2 separate regions of the Homo sapiens genome follow, and region 1 is linked to region 2. The links are chromatin loops, found by intact Hi-C in ENCODE. Cell type or tissue: dorsolateral prefrontal cortex. All regions are shown on one strand.

What was found. Peaks named below come from ENCODE experiments on the same cell type or tissue, not always from the same donor. Only the 100,000 strongest peaks of a DNase experiment are listed, where the experiment ranks them.
Region 1: it touches region 2 in a loop (4-fold over the local background); 2 of 110 quality-filtered maps call a loop at or near these places.

What each region holds. Positions count from the first base shown.
Region 1 is chr14:90,017,046-90,025,045 of GRCh38, reverse strand. It overlaps TDP1 (tyrosyl-DNA phosphodiesterase 1), which reads right to left. Exons shown (of 17, transcript NM_018319.4): 15 at 5,628-5,730. Among named protein-coding and RNA genes, the nearest start is that of KCNK13, 41 kb to the left of the region's middle. In dorsolateral prefrontal cortex, no CTCF peak of the experiment used is centred here; a DNase peak (open chromatin) is centred at 4,339; H3K27ac peaks cover 1,867 bases.
Region 2 is chr14:89,968,953-89,976,952 of GRCh38, reverse strand. TDP1 (tyrosyl-DNA phosphodiesterase 1) reads right to left here. Exons shown (of 17, transcript NM_018319.4): 6 at 5,682-5,778; 7 at 1,138-1,172. Among named protein-coding and RNA genes, the nearest start is that of TDP1, 17 kb to the right of the region's middle. In dorsolateral prefrontal cortex, CTCF peaks have their summits at 3,342 and 3,544 (motif pointing left); a DNase peak (open chromatin) is centred at 3,512.

The DNA of each region.
Region 1 (8,000 bases), 48 kb before region 2:
CTGGCTGCTGATACCTCAGACATGTGGGTGGTGCGGACACAGAGTTCTACCCAAGAGATATGAAGGAGGGCTGATCTCAAGGAAGTAAATTCTGGATGATGTCCAGTCTGAAGGATGTCTAAAAAATTCTGTATTAAGTAAGTCTATTTGGCAAACATGAAGCCAAAAACACTAAAAGGCATGTCTTGCTGGTACTGAACAGGGAAACCTAAAAAAAGATATTAACTCCTGGCCTCATTTTATGATAAACTGCATTCTTGTCAGTAAACATTTTAGGATTATGATACAGAAATCTTTAAGATATTTATTAAATTAATTTATAGGGATTGGCATTTGTAAGTACTGCAGTGGACTCCTAAGCGTATGTGTATTTTAATTTCAAGACAGCTACAGATGAGCTATTCCATACTGCAAATTGCTTTACAACACAGTTTGTGAACATATTTAAGCACCTACTGCACACAATACCCACTGGACCAAAATCACAGTCTCCATACTGTTTCACACACTTCTCACATTGTTCGGTATGGATCAACTTAAAGGAAACAACTTCAACTAACAGACACTTAGGAAAAGCCTCCCACATGACCCATTCAGCTCACTCTGGTCCAGGAGACAAGAGTCAAAGGTCACAATGCAAGGTGGGATATGTGCTGAGCCCCAGGTTCTAGAAAGTTGTGGATGCAGAGGAGGGGTGCCTGGAGTGGAGACAGGTGCAGCAGGCAGAGGTGGGGCGTAAAGGTGTCATTCTCAGTACAGATTATGGCTGGCTAGCAGGGTGGACCTGGCTCGTAGTGAGAGCCATGAGTTCTGCACAGCATAAACAGTAAGTACCAGGAACGAGAGGTTAGGAGTCGGAGCACGAAGGGGAAAAGAAGCCCTGCTAAGGAGGCTGGATTCTACCTTACAGGATCTCCAGCAGGTAACAAAACCAGATCTGTGGTCTACAAGGCCCATTCCCACAGTGGACTGAGGAGTAGCATAGATGTGGCCCAGGGAGGTGAAGTGGGGGCCATGGCAGTAACAGCTGATTCGCCCAGCATGTGATGTTGCGGGGGTGTTCAGAGGGAACAGATTATCAAGAAGCATTAAGGAGTGAGAAATGACAAGATCTTTTGGGAGGCTGAGAAGGATCACTTGAGCCCAGCAGTTCAAGACCAGTCTGGGCAACATGGCAAGACCGCATCTCTACAGAAAAATTAACAAGTCAGCTGGGTGTAGTGGCACACACTTGTAGTCCCAGCTACTCAGGAGGCTGAAGTGGGAGGACTGCTTGAGCCTGGTGGAGACTGCAGCTCTGTACTCCAGCCTGGGCGGCAGAGCAAGAGCCTGTCTCAAAGGAAAAAAAAAGAAAAGACGTGCCAAGAGAGTGAGGTGAATAGTAACAGTGACTCATTAATAATCAGGTTTGTTAAACAGTGTGGTTTACATGGCTAAGATGATGATTTTGATAATACATGCAATGTGCTATATCCTCAAGTACCTTTTAAATAGTATAAATCATAATCCTAATTTCAGAATTATATTTTGTAAGATTCAAATTCTCTGAAAACTGGCCTAAGACCACTAGCCCTGCTTAAAAAACTGATGCCTTTCTACTATCCACGTGGAACCAAGGCCAGTGGTGTGTTCTGTTCTCCAGTCTCCTTCAGATTGGAATTCCAAGCCTCTCATACCCACGCCCCATCCCCATTCCAAGCACACAGAACTGTTTGCTCTTTCCCAAACACAGCCTGCACTATTATCTCTGTCTGGAAGCCTCCTCTTCCCTGACAGCAGTTAAGCTCATACTCCTTTCTCAAGAGTGAGATCGAATGCCACCTCCTTAACAAAGCCTTTCCCAAGCCCCCCGGGCAGACCACATGGTCCCTCTTCTCAGAGCCCCTGTATTTTGAATGCCCCACACCCTAGTTGTTGTCATATATTGTAATCACCAGTGTCTGTTTCCTCAGCTTATCCATGCGTTACCAGAGAACGAAGCCTCCACTTCATCCTTTATTCTCTTCGCAGGGGCCTGGAAGACAGCAGGCACAGGGTATGTGTGGGACTGAAGTGAGTATGGAGGTGGGTAGTCCCAGGCCACTGGAACGTCCAGGTAGGAGCCTGGGGTATGCTTTGAGGAGGGAACCGTCGGGCTGTTCCGTTGGACAGCCTCTCCTTCACAAGTTAAGCATCTCACTCCTGTGCACGTATAAACTCAGCGAAACGACAAACTACCTCATGGCACAAATCTCTGGGTCATCCTCAAGGTCAAAACCATCAATGTTAATTTTGTGAAGGCCAAGCAAAGGTCTACTTTTTTTCCAGAAGCTTCACATATCAGTAGACAACATAGATGTTGTGATATAAGCACTTTAAGATAAAGTCTCCTATATCAAAATAACCCAACAACCCTTTTTACAGACTGACAAGACGCACATCAACTCACTTATGGGTGAAACCCCTTGGTAGTATCTACCCCTTAGGGTGACTTCCTCGCTCACATCCATCCTCCCTTCTCTGGAAACAGGCTCTTTCTCCGGGAATGGAGCTGGGAGAGTCCTGAGTCATGGAAGGCAGATCTAGGCCTGAGGTGTCACTGGGATGCGGACTGGCCAGCACCTGGGCTGCAGAGCCATGCTAGCTGCAGAACCCAGGGAGAAGGGCCGCTGCTGAGTCCCCTAAGAGGGCCTGGGCCCGTTGCTCCCAAGTCTCAGCTACTCAGCAACTCCTCTGATCCCATGACATCCCCCCAGCATCTTTTCAGTAAACTCCTTCCATCTGTGGGCTTCTGTGGGCACAAATTGGTTTCTGTAATGCACAACAAAGTCCTCTGGCTCTGCTCACTCAGGTAGGCACCTCCCTCAGATCTCAGCACCCAGCTCTCACCCAGGAAGGATGTCTCTGTCTCATTGCTTAGGTGTATCAGGTGGCCATCTGACTCTATGACCACCCTGCCCAACTAGCCTATGAGCTCCCTGGGAGGGGAAGGGTAAAGCCATTCTGTGTACCGTCCACAATGCCTGATTAGAGCACTCTGCCCAAGTCATTTGTGATTCACTGAAGGACACAGCCCAACCAAAGGGACAATGACTAATGACAAGATAGGTATAGTGAGTGGGGCCTCACCAGGGTCATGACGGAAGCCTGCTGGAAAGCACTGTTCCAGGCTCTGTTTTTTGAGATGTGCTAACAAACTCTTGGAAAATCTGTTACAATCTTAGACTGTTAATTACATCGTCACCCTAATTGGTGCCTAGCTCTTGAATCAGTTGGCATAGTCTAGAAGGGGTGGAATCTGTTTTATATTCTTGTCTGATGGTCTTTATAAATAATGCAATCTCTATTTTACCTGGAATGTGCTATAATGGGGCTCTTTCTTATTCCAAAATATAGAAGAGCCCCCCTATAAGGTCGGTTTAGGGATTCCAAATGATTATTTCTTTTTCTCTATTAGCCTTCATTAATGGATAGTCAGAGAAAGAATATCTGGGGTAAAAAATGAATAGCTCAGAAGGGTTTAGAGGACCTGGAAGGGCAATACATTTCTTCCTATTAGCATTTTCATGATCAGCATTTTCATGGTCAGAACAGTTACAAAGGACCAGACTTTTGTAAATGCTGACAACAGAAGCCAAACAGGAGTGATGTGGAATTTATTCCATTACTTATTATTGGGAGAGAACTCCAGCCACAGTTATTATAAAAGCCACAGTCACTATAATCACACCTCCTAGTGATGTGACTTCATTGTTTCCCACAAGCTGTATGATAAAGCTGAAATCTTATAACTAAAAGAGGTTAGTTACATAGTTTTGTAGTGAAACTGAGACAGAAAGAGAAAGAATGGATAGACTGGTGAGAAGAGGAGAGAGAAAGGGAGAAAAGAGCTCTTCACCTGAGCACGGTGTGAGAAACAGTGAACGACGCTGGGGTGGGCTGGGAAGGTGGGTGCTCTCCAGCGTGCCTTAAGACTGGATTAAGCAGTGGCACACACCTGTAATCCCAGCACTTTGGGAGGCTGAGGCAGGCAGATCGCTTGAGGCCAGGAGTTGGAGACTTGGCCAACATGGTGAAACCCCGTCTCTACTAAAAATACAAAAATTAGCTGGACGTGGTGGCAGGCGCCTGTAGTCCCATCTACTAGGGAGGCTGATGCAGGAAAATCACTTGAACCCTGGAGGTGGAGGTTGCAGTGAGCCGAGATCATGCCACTGCACTCCAGCCTGGGCGACAGAGCGAGACTCTGTCTAAAAAAAAAAAAAAGACTGGATTAGTCCAGATTGAAGTCTGAGGACAAGCACACACCAACCCCTCAGCTAAATCATCTGGTCCAGTTGGTGTTGTCCACAATGGAGCTTTGTCATGTGTGTTTGTCATAAATTCAACTATAGCCAGTGAGGAGGGCAGGGGAGGGAGGGAGGAAGGAAGGCGGGGAGGGAGGGAGGGACAAAGGCAGGCAGGGAGGGAGGGAGGGAGGGAGGGAAGGAAGGAAGGGAGGGAGGGAGGGAAGGAAGGAAGGGAGGGAGGGAAGGAAGGGAGGGAGGGAGGGAGGGACGGAAGGGAGGGAGGGAGGGAGGGAGGGAGGGAAGGAAAAAGCATTAGCCATCTGATCATGTGGGCAAAGCATTAGCCATCTCATCGTGTGGGCGATTCTGAGTGTGTGCCCACAGTGACAGGAAGGAAGGAAGGGAGGGAGGGAGGGAGGGAGGAAGGGAGGAAGGAAGGAAAAAGCATTAGCCATCTCATTGTGTGGGCGATTCTGTATTCTGTGTGTGTGTACCCACAGTGAGTATAAGGAGGTGACATGGGAGATCTCAGTCCATGTGCCTCTTATGGTGAGAATATCTCTCTGGGTCAAGCGTGATTCTAGCATTTAGAGAAACAGATGGCTTGTACACCCCAGCCCCTATGTGCAAGCCACTCCTTCTGGTGTTTGGACACAGCCACTCTTTCTGGTGTTTGGACACAGAAATCTCAAGTGGCTCCAGAGCTAGGAGACAAGCTGGCTGTGCTGGACATCTCGAAAGACCAGTTCGACACGGTGCTTTTCCAGGGGGCTTACTGGGCCAGAAGCACATGTCCTTTGTGCCACCCCACTGGCCCCGCCCAGCCAAACTCTAGCCGATGATGTGAACCAATCTCTGCTTCCCAGTTTGTGCTACTACCAATTCCTTTCCAACGTTGATGCCATTCCCACCTCTCTCTATACAGCCTACATCCTAAGCATCTTTCAAATACTCTGCCAAGCTCTCCTGCTTCCCAACTTCATCCTCCAGTCACCCCTACCTAAAACAACTTGTGCTTGATTGGGCCATTCCTTTGGTGACTTGTCATCTACCACCTCGAGATAAATCTTCACATTGTAGTTCACAATATTTATTTTAAATGTTATTAATTTCGCTGGAAGCACACAGTCAATTCCTAATCAAGTACATGCCTTGAAAGCAGGTATCCCACTGCACCCAGACTGGTGAGTGTTCAGTAAGCTCAGAGGTACAGACCAGCGGTTAAGAGTGCAGGCTCTGGGTAAGAATCCCGACTGTTTCCTGCCTACCTTAGGCAAGCTGTTGTGACTAAAGGAAGAGAACACAAAGCCCAATTCATCTCCCATGTGACCCACTGTGCAGTTGGAAGTGTAAACTTACAAATGCTGAAGGGAGGAAAAGGACCCCGAGCTCGTAGGAGCGGATCATCAGCTGGGTGCCATTCTTCTCCAATGCTCCCCAGGCAGCCTTGGACAGATTTGCGCTGCAGAGACAAGGACACAGATAGGGCTGACTCAGGGAGGCATCTCAGTGTGGGTCAAACTTCCACAGCTGCAAGAGCACCGGTCAAAAAAATATATAGCTGCAATCACATTCATTCATTTTCTAGCAGAGTTGCTGCATTTTTGAAAAGAGAATTTAAAATCTGCTGTTCTCTAATCCTCGAGATTTATCTAATTGCTAATTTGGGATAGTTTCACCCTCATCTGCATTTTCCTGAGGGCAGCTATTAAAATAATTATCTTTCCTTAGATTTTATTTTTTTCGTTCTAAAGCCCCTTTTCTTTTCACGATCCTGGAGTAGCCAGGATTTCTGGTTTTGTTGTACATAAAACTAGCATTTAAGAAGAAAGTTAATATTATCTTATGTAGTAGTATCTTAAGCTTCATATTTCCTTTTTCAGTTTTTTTGCCAGGTAGTGCTAATTTCTACTTTCAATGTGAAGAAAACAGCTCTGAGGGCAAAGACTGTTATTTGTATCTAGAGATAAATGGTACATTCAGAATGATGTTTTATATGTTCAAAGAGTTGTGGCTAAAAAAATCATGGTACAAGCCAGGCATGGTGGCTCACTCCTGTAATCCCAGCATTTTGGGAGGCCGAGGCGGGCGGACCACTTGAACCCAGGACCAGCCTGGGAAAGATGGCAAAACCACATTTCTAAAAAACATTAGCCAGGCATGGTGACGCGAACCTACAGTCCTAGCTACTTGGAAGGCTGCGGTGGGAGGATCGCTTGAGCCTGGGAGGTGGAGGTTGCAGCAAGCAAAAACTACACCACCACACTCCAGTCTGGATGACAATTAAAACCTCGTCTCAAGAAAAAGAAAAAAAATCAAGCTGCAGCAGGACAAAGGAGACTGGACACTGAACTTGCAAGAGGTGCCAAGGTGCATATTAAGGTGCTCAGGAATGGAGACCACTAAGCTCTGAGGCGTCTTCAGAGACTCTTTTTATAAGCGAATGTGGCAGAGACTAACATAAACCCACCATAAACATTTTTTCAGTTAGGCTCACCCAAGTTCTATTTCATTTTTAAAACATATAAACCTCAGCTATTCAGAAAACTCTTTAGAGCCTGACTTTGTGGATGACTGTGACTATTTCGAGATTCACTCACTGGTGCACCAAGTATGTTTTCTGAGCTATGTGCTGGAACTATTGTCTGCTGGAATTGGAGAGTCAAACAAAAACAACGACCAAGTAAGATAAAAAAAAAAAAAAAAGTTTGTTAAGGGTTCTATGGGAACAGAGAAAGAAGAATGTGGAAATCAGAGCTAAGGAAAACTCTTGAAGCGATTAGGCTGACTTAAGCAAATAGAGCATTATTTACAAGCTTTCCTGGCTTCCTAAATGAACCATATTGAGGACAGGAAACCTTTGCACAAGGACCACAATCATGAACATCACTGTCTATAACGTCGTTGAGACATAAAGTGAAGAGGAAGCTGATGTTTATGATAAACTGGTATTATGATTCTAGGAAAAAAACTTTTTTTAAAAGTCCAAGATGACATCTTGCTTTTAGGTCTTTCACCTGTTAGTAAAACAGGTCATCTCCTGGGCGAAGAGGAAAGTCTAACGGCAAAACCAACCAGTGGGTCTGAGGTGTTTTTCTCAGTTTTTAGATGATCGCTTTCTGGCCAACTCTTGACTATCAGTATCATGACAACAAAGACGGGAGGTATCTTCTGGAAGGCTGTTCTCATTCTTTCCCCATGAGTTGTGTTTTCTTAGCATTCCAAGATTTGAGGGCTTATTCCAAAGTAATGTTCAACAGAGATCACAAGGACAGCCTTTCAGATGGCTTCCTCCAATCCCTCCTTTTATTTGGCTTGTAACAGATTTCTAAGCATTTGGAACCTTAGAAACTCTACTGTGAACACTGAGAGCCTGAAAGTCACTTGCAGGTTGTCTAGGTGATAAATCAACATTCCCTGAGATATCATCTTTAATAACTTTTTACATTCTGGGTTAATACTTTGAATCACGGGCACCTGGGGCAGCCAGGAAGATGGGGTATTTCCAAACTCTTGTGGGGTTGGGAGGCAGGGAGGGTGGGGGGAGTGTGTGTGTGTGCGTGCACACACACGCCCGTCATGTACAGCAAAAGCACTATGTCTTTCATGAGGCACAGCGACACCACAGGGGTCTCTTGCTCCCACAACTCCAAAGAGTTCTAGCTTCTGTTCTCCACATGGAATCCATTGTCCACTGCCTGTCCTGGCTTCTGTTGAAAACTCGTTTTCACC
Region 2 (8,000 bases):
CGAACTCCTGATCTCAAATAATCCACCCACCTTGGCCTCCCAAAGTGCTGGGATTACAGGCATGAGCCACAGCGCCCAGCCTCCTAGGCATTTTAAACTCTGAATTAAGAGCTCTTGGCCAGGCATGGTAGCTCACACCTGTAATCCCAACACTTGGGGAGGCAGAGGAGGGTGGATCACCTGAGGTCAGGAGTTTGAGACCAGCCTGGCAAACATGGTGAAACCCCGTCTCTAATAAAAATATAAAAGTTAGCCAGGTGTGGTGGCAGTGGCCTGTAACCCCAGCTACTTGGGAGGCTGAGGCAGGAGAATCGTTTGAACCCAGGAGATGGAGGTTGCAGTGAGCCAAGATTGTGCCACTGCACTCCAGGCTGGGCAACAGAGCGAGACTCTGTCTAAAAAAAAAAAAAAAAAAAAAAAAAAAAGAGCTCTGTTGAGTTTAACCTGCAAAGTATGTGTGTAGGAGCGAGGGGGTAGTGGTGAATGGACCAAAGGAAATAATAAGGTAAATTTTAGCAATGAGCAAACAAGAACAAATTTAAAGCTAAAGTTAATGCCAGCACAGGGGCTCATGCCTGTAATCCCAGCACTTTGAGAGGCTAAGGCAGGAGGTCTGTTTGAGTCCAGGAGTTCGAGATCAGCCTGGGTCACAAAGTGAGACCCCTGTCTCTACAAAAAAATTAGCCAGGCATGGTGGCGTGTGCCTGTAGTCCCAGCTGCTCGGGAGGCTGAGGTGGGAGGATTGCTTAAGCCCAGGAGTTGGAGGCTGCAGTGAGCTGTGATCATGCCACTGCACTCCAGTCTGGGCAACAGAGTGAGACCACATCTTGAAAAATTGTGTGTATATATTAATTAAAGTTAGAATAAATAGGTTCTATTCCTGTCTCCACTACTGGCCCAAGGAAAAATCACATACCTAAACCTGGGCCTCAGTTTCCTGATCTATAAAATTAAAAGGAAAGACCAAATAATTTTTATAAGAGCATTAAATAAAAGAATAGCTCCCCCAGGCTCAGTTAAGCATCGCTGTGCTAGATCCTAGGTGGGCCTACCATGCTCAGTCTCTCCTAAGAATAACCGTGTAATGGACAAATGACAATGCTTGAGGGGTTCCCCTATTTCACAAAAAGTGCTTACGTGTGGTGTGTTCCAAACGCAATATCCAACTTTGCCTAGGATGAAAAAGAAGTCATTTATTTAAAAACAACTCACTAATATCCATATCTACTGGAAATTACATTAGAAAGCAATCAGGTCAACTTTTTTTTTTAAAACTATTTTTACTGATCTCTACCAGGCAAGCCCTTGAATAACAAGACAGCTTTTATAATAGCATCTGGGGACGCTCATTAAAAAAAAAAAAAAAAAAAACACAAATTTTGTTACCCAGAATGATTATACACTACAGAATATATACTACATTTTTAATTACAGTAATTAGGACTGAGAAGCCTAAATTCTTTAGTTGACAAAAAACTAGTAAAACAAGTGAGTCTCTATGCAAAGTTTTAGATATTTGGCTTATACAGAAATTAATGGTACACAGTTTTCAGAGCATATTTAAAAGAAACACTGAAGGCCAGGTGCGGTGGCTCACGCCTGTAATCCCAGCACTTTGGGAGGCTGAGGCGGGCACATCACGAAGTCAGGAGATGGAGACCATCCTGGCTAACGCAGTGGAACCCCGTTTCTACTAAAAATATGAAAAAATTTGCCAGGCGTGGTGGCCAGCGCCTGTAGTCCCAGCTACTTAGGAGGCTGAGGCAGGAGAATGGCGTGAACCCAGGAGGCAGAGCTTGCAGTGAGCTGAGATAGCGCCACTGCACTCCAGCCTGGGTGACAGAGCGAGACTCCGTCTCCAAAAACAAAAAAAGAAACACTGAAAGTGGTGGCAACATAAAGACTTAGGATGTTAAATTAAAATAGAAATGTTCTTATATTAGCATAGCAAGTGCTGAAAATAAAAACATATGAAATCCATTTTCATGTTATAAAATGACACCTTTACAAACTAATGGAGGGTATGTATATAGAAAACATGTTATCTAATACCCACTAATGCCAGATCTTGGTTAAGCAGAATATGTCACAAGATGCAGATTATGAAAGAGTTTAAATAACCGTAAAAGTTTCACAATTAGGAACGCAGTACATGGGCTCAAATCCTGCCTTCACAACTTTGTATGACTCTGGAAAATACATCTAACTCTATGCCTCAGCTTTCTCCTCTTTAAAACGGTACCATTCTGAGATCCAGAGTTGTCAGGAACGAGATCACATATGTAAAATGCTGAGCAACGGGGGCCTGCATGCAATAGGCACTCTATAATCGTGGCAATCACTACTGCAACCTCTCCCCACTACCTACCCCAGCCTCCTTACCACATGACATGGGTGAAACTTTGCTGGGGGCAGTAATGGGCGACTGGAATACACAGGTGAGTTACAACACAGCTCCTGTTTGGAATGGAGATGCTCACAGACCAGCATGCATCTGTGCATTCTGGCCACAGAAGAAAGTGCAGGGAACTCTATTTCATGTTTTCAAAATTACCAAATGAGAAGGAAGACTGCCACTCTATAAACTGATATTTAGCTGAGAAAGAACAATGGTCAAGAGACCTGGCTTTTGTTTCGTTTGCTAAAAGTTACATGCTTCTGGGTAAGTCTAAGCACAAAAAACAAGGATAATAGCTTCAATAGATATTGTTTACTGGGTGCTGTTTTTGGGCTAGTGCACCAAGTCCTTTAGTAAACTCTAGGATGAACAGCATTAGCAATCAATTTCAAAGATAAAGAAATTAGGTGACAAGCCAGTGACAAGCCCAGAATAAGTGTTGTAGACTAAACACTTCTGTCCCCCACCAAATTCATATGTTGAAGCCCCAACTTCCAATGTGACTATTTGCAGAGAGGGACTTTATGGAGGTAATTAAGGTTAAATGAGGTCATAAGGGTGGGATCCTGATCCAACAGGACTGCTGTCCTTATACAAGAGCTACCAGACAGCCTATGTGTCTGTCTTCCTCCCTCTCCCTCATGAGGACACCGTGAGAACGTGGCCATCTATAAGCTGGCAAGAGAGCCCTCACCTGGAACTGAACTGACTGGCACCTTGATCCTGAATTCCCAGCTTCCAGAACTGTGAGAAATAAGTGTCTGTTGTTTCAGCGACCCAAGTCCAAGAAAAGTCACCCAGGTAATTTTGTTATAGCACCCAAGCAGACTAATACACACACGTAGAGCCGGGACTGAGCCCAGGCAATGTGACTCTGACCACCACAAGGTCTCAATGTCTGCCCTTAGGTCCCACATTTGCAAAATGGGAGAGGGTCAGCAGCCACCGATTCTCTGACTAATGTGTCTCAGTTTCAATGACTCACGTTGCTAGAAAAAGACTTTATCTTACAGACAAGGTATAAAGGTGCTTCAAGAGATCAGGAGGACACAATCCTGTACGTCAGCCTAGAGTTGGGAGCTTCTTCACAGCTCTTTCCAAGAGGTTTGGAAGAAGTGGCTCACTATGCCCTCTGGTGGCCAGCCTGGAACACACTATCAAGCACAGGAACCACTCTCCTAAACGAGCACAGGTAGGTAATATTTGAAAAAGACTTTATTTCCATTCATTTAGTCACTGGTTTTCAGGATTTCTGTGTCAGTTTACTTTCTGCCCACTATAAGGTTTGATGGGAGCTATCCTACTGCAGTATAACCTCTTATGTTGCTGGAAATAGAAGCAAAACAATGGAATTTTGGCAACTGCGAAGCAAAGGCACATCTATGGGCATGAGATGAGCCCATGTTGGATAGAAGGCATTTTTAAAATGACAACTCTATAAAGTGCAGTGGGTTAAATCATAAGGAAAATGTTGTGAGGTATGTTTAAACTAACAAGATTGAGCTCTTGTACTGTATTAATCTTAAAAAAATACAAAGATATCATATATAGTTGGAAAAAGAGTGATACAATATGAGTTGGAATTCTTACATCTTTGTGGATGGGGAAAAAAGACACTAGAAGGAAAATGAGAAAAAAAATCCAGAAAGGATGTAATTCACTCTGTCTCTGTACTTGCAGAGCAGAAATCTTTTGCCAATTTCACTAAGCTAACGATAAGGAAAGAAAAGGGCTATAAAAAGCATCTTTCGTGTTTTCTCATAACAAACGAATACAGCCAAAAGAAATAGGAAAAGGTGACTATTACACCAGCTACTTCATAATCACCATTTCTATAGGAAGTAGTTATCATAAATGTGAGAAATTCTTCTGTATTCCTTGTTTTCCTTTCTACTTTGCATGTTTCTTGCTCAAAATGCGCCACGTGTAATAGAAGATCTTTTTAGATGATGAGTCTAAAGAAATGGATCCTAATGAAAGTCCAAGACTCACTGGCCACATTGTATGCTAACTGCAAAGTATTAGGACAAAATTATGGGAATATATAAAGAAACTGGGCAATAACCGTTTCTTGGCCTTTGATATGGTTTGGGTCTATGTCCCCACCCAAATCTCATCTCAAATTATAATCCCCAATGTTGGAGGAGGGGCCTGGTAGGAGGTGATTGGATCATGGGGGTGGACTTCCTCCTTGCTGTTCTCGTGATAGAGAGTTCTCATGATATCTGGTTGTTTGATAAAAGTGTGTAGCTCTTCCCCCTCTCTTCCCTCTTGCTCCGGCCAAGTAAGATGTGCCTGCTTCCTCTTCACCTTCTGTCACAATTGAAAGTTTCCTGAGGCCTCCTCAGCCATGCTTCATGTACAGCCTGCAGAACCGTGAGCCAATTAAGCCCCTCTTCTTTATAAATTACCCAGTCTCAGGTATGTCTTCATAGCGGTGCAAGAACAAACTAACATAGCTTTCTTTTCTGCTTTGCTTTGGTCCTAGCAAACCAAGTGGATATGCCTGTTACAAGACCACTTAATGTCTCCACATTGGACTTAGATCATACACAGCATACGACTCACATAGTTTCCTAACAGTTTTTTAATCTATGGGTCTCTCCTGTTTAGACCTTAGATGCAACTCATGTGAAAAAAAAAGAACTACAGTTGAAGGACTACCGTTGAAGTGTCAATGGCAGCTAATATAAGTTACATAAGGTGTCACAAAAAACTACAAGTTTTAAGTTGCACTCACAGGATACTCACAAAAAGAAACCCACAGCCACTGAACTACATCCAGAGGACCTATTCAGTGTTGAAACCCAGGTTTCAACAGGCATACTGACAAGCTACATGCAACCAGGGGAGCACTAGCAGGTTGCGGAAAGACTCAGAATCCATACTACATTGAGTAAAACTGAAGAAAGAGAATGTTTGAATTAAAGAGAGAAAACGAAGGGAGACAGGACAGATCACTTTAGATATATGAATCACTGACATGTGTAAGATGAAAGACTTACTTATTCTGTGTGGCTCCAGAAGGGGAAAATTAAGACCAATGAGTAGAAATTAGTAAGAAGACTTCAGGCCCACAAAAAGAAAAACCTTTCCAACCCTGAGGAGTACTATGAATGGGATGCTCTATCTCAGGAAGTGTTTAAGCTGAGGCTAGACAAATATCTATTGATGACTGATGCTGGAGAGAGGATTTCTGCACTAAGTGAGAGGGTGGACTAAATGTCTAAGTTTCCTTCTAACTCAGACTACGCGTGCTCTCCAACGGCAGTAAGTGGCTTACCTGGCAGAGAGAGATGTTCTCGTAAGGCTTGGCCTGGGCATGGAGGTGAGCCTTAGCCTCTCGCTTATCACCATGCACAAGCAGGATTGGCTTCTTCCTAAAAAGAGAGCATTAGTATTTAATATACATCATTCATGGCCAGGCTCAGTGGCTCACACCTGTAATCCCGGCACCTTGGGAGGCCGAGGCAGGTGGACTACCTGAGGTCAGGAGTTCGAGACCAGACTGGCCAACATGGTGAAACCCCGTCTCTACTAATACAAAAATTAGACAAGGCATGGTTGTGCGTGCCTGTAATCCCAGCTACTCTGGGGCTGAGGCATGAGAATCGCTTGAACCTGGGAGGTGAAGGTTGCAGTGAGCCGAGATTGAGCCACTGCACTCCAGCCTGGGTGCCAGAGCAAGACTCTGTCTCAAAAATAAATAAATAAATAAATAAATTAATTAAAATACATCATTCATGAAGCTGGACTCGCCTCATTAAGGAATGCTAGCTTCCTTATCACTCGATATGTTTCCGGCCTTTGTAGTTGAATGAAGACAGGGCTAACACAGAGCAGTGAAAAGCTAATGTTCATTTACCAGATACCTTTATAATGGGGCTACATGGCCTGATTCTGCAGCTCTGTTGTAATACAGAGGGGTAATGACTCAAGAAAGTCCTTGAATAATTATCTTCTTTGGCCCAAAACGGCACATAAGTAGTTCTGTGTTAAAATATTTAAGTCCAAATAAATTAAAGATATATAATAATTATTATATAATATAGTGCTTTTTGCTTTTTCTTTTGGACCACACGGTGGATTCATTTCACACCACATCTATATTCACCAAACTCCTCCTGTGTGCTATGTACTGAGCTAGACCCAGGATACAACAGAGAACAGGCCCAGGCCAGGCCCACAGCATGACGCAGCTTCACTAATGGGTGGTTAGATTTCAATGAAACAGAGCCCAAGCTACGTTGAAAATGCTATATTTTTGAATTCCAAATATAATATAAAAACACTCTTCAAGAATACATTAAAAAGGCTTTTGAGGGATTCTTGTTCTGATTAACTCAAAGCAAGATAATCCTTAGAAATAAGTATATTTCGGCCAGGCGCGGTGGCTCACGCCTGTAATCCCAGCACTTTGGGAGGCCGAGGCGGGCAGATCACGAGGTCAGGAGATCGAGACCATCCCGGCTAAAACGGTGAAACCCCGTCTCTACTAAAAATACAAAAAATTAGCCGGGCGTAGTGGCGGGCGCCTGTAGTCCCAGCTACTTGGGAGGCTGAGGCAGGAGAATGGCGTGAACCCGGGAGGCGGAGCTTGCAGTGAGCCGAGATCCCGCCACTGCACTCCAGCCTGGGCGACAGAGCGAGACTCCGCCTCAAAAAAAAAAAAAAAAAAGAAATAAGTATATTTCTACAAGCTCTCCCAACACAACAAAAATTGGATATAAGCAATCAAGAAAGATAAACAACCGACCCACTTCCACATTTATCAATCACACTGCAGAATGATTCTCTACCATTCACAAAGGAACAACAATCAACTAGAGAGAAACATCTATTTCCAGTACTAATACCTCACTACCTCTTGCCCAATAGCTTTATTCTAACATGACAGGTAAAATGAAACTATGAAACACGCACCTGTGATTTTTAGAAATTAGGTAAGAAAAACAGAATAATGTAAGAAACACACGTGCATCTAGCACCTAGAAATAAAAAATGTTAGATCAAGTCATGTTATTAAAAAGATTAAATATGACTGATAGAAACTGAAGTCCTCATTAATTCTTTCAAATTTATTGGTTCTACGACTTATTACAAAAAGATGGCACCTGAACAATAGCATACTGAGGTATAAATCCTTATGATCTGAATTTTTCTACATACAAATTCTGGATGTTACTTAAACTTACCATTTAGGTCACTCCTCATCCTTCTAAGGCTCGTAATAGCCTTCCCAAGATGCATTTGGCAATAAGGGGATGCAGGGAGAAGGAGGACACTTTCGTCCCTTTAGTTACTGAGAGTCCAGTGGATACTGTATTAGTGTGCCAGGGCCTCCAAAACAAAGCACCACAAACTGGGAGGCTTAGACAACAGCAATATATTGTCTCACAGGTCTGGAGGCGAGAAGTCCAAGATCAAGGTGCTGGCAGGATTGGTTCCTGAGGCTGTGAGGCACATCTGTTCCAAGCCTCTCTCCCAGCTTCTAGGAGCTTGGCTTGTAAATGGCGTTCTGTGTCTTTACATGGTCTTATCTCTGTCTCTGCACCCAAATTTCTCTTTTTATAAGGACACTAGTCATACTGGATTAATGTCC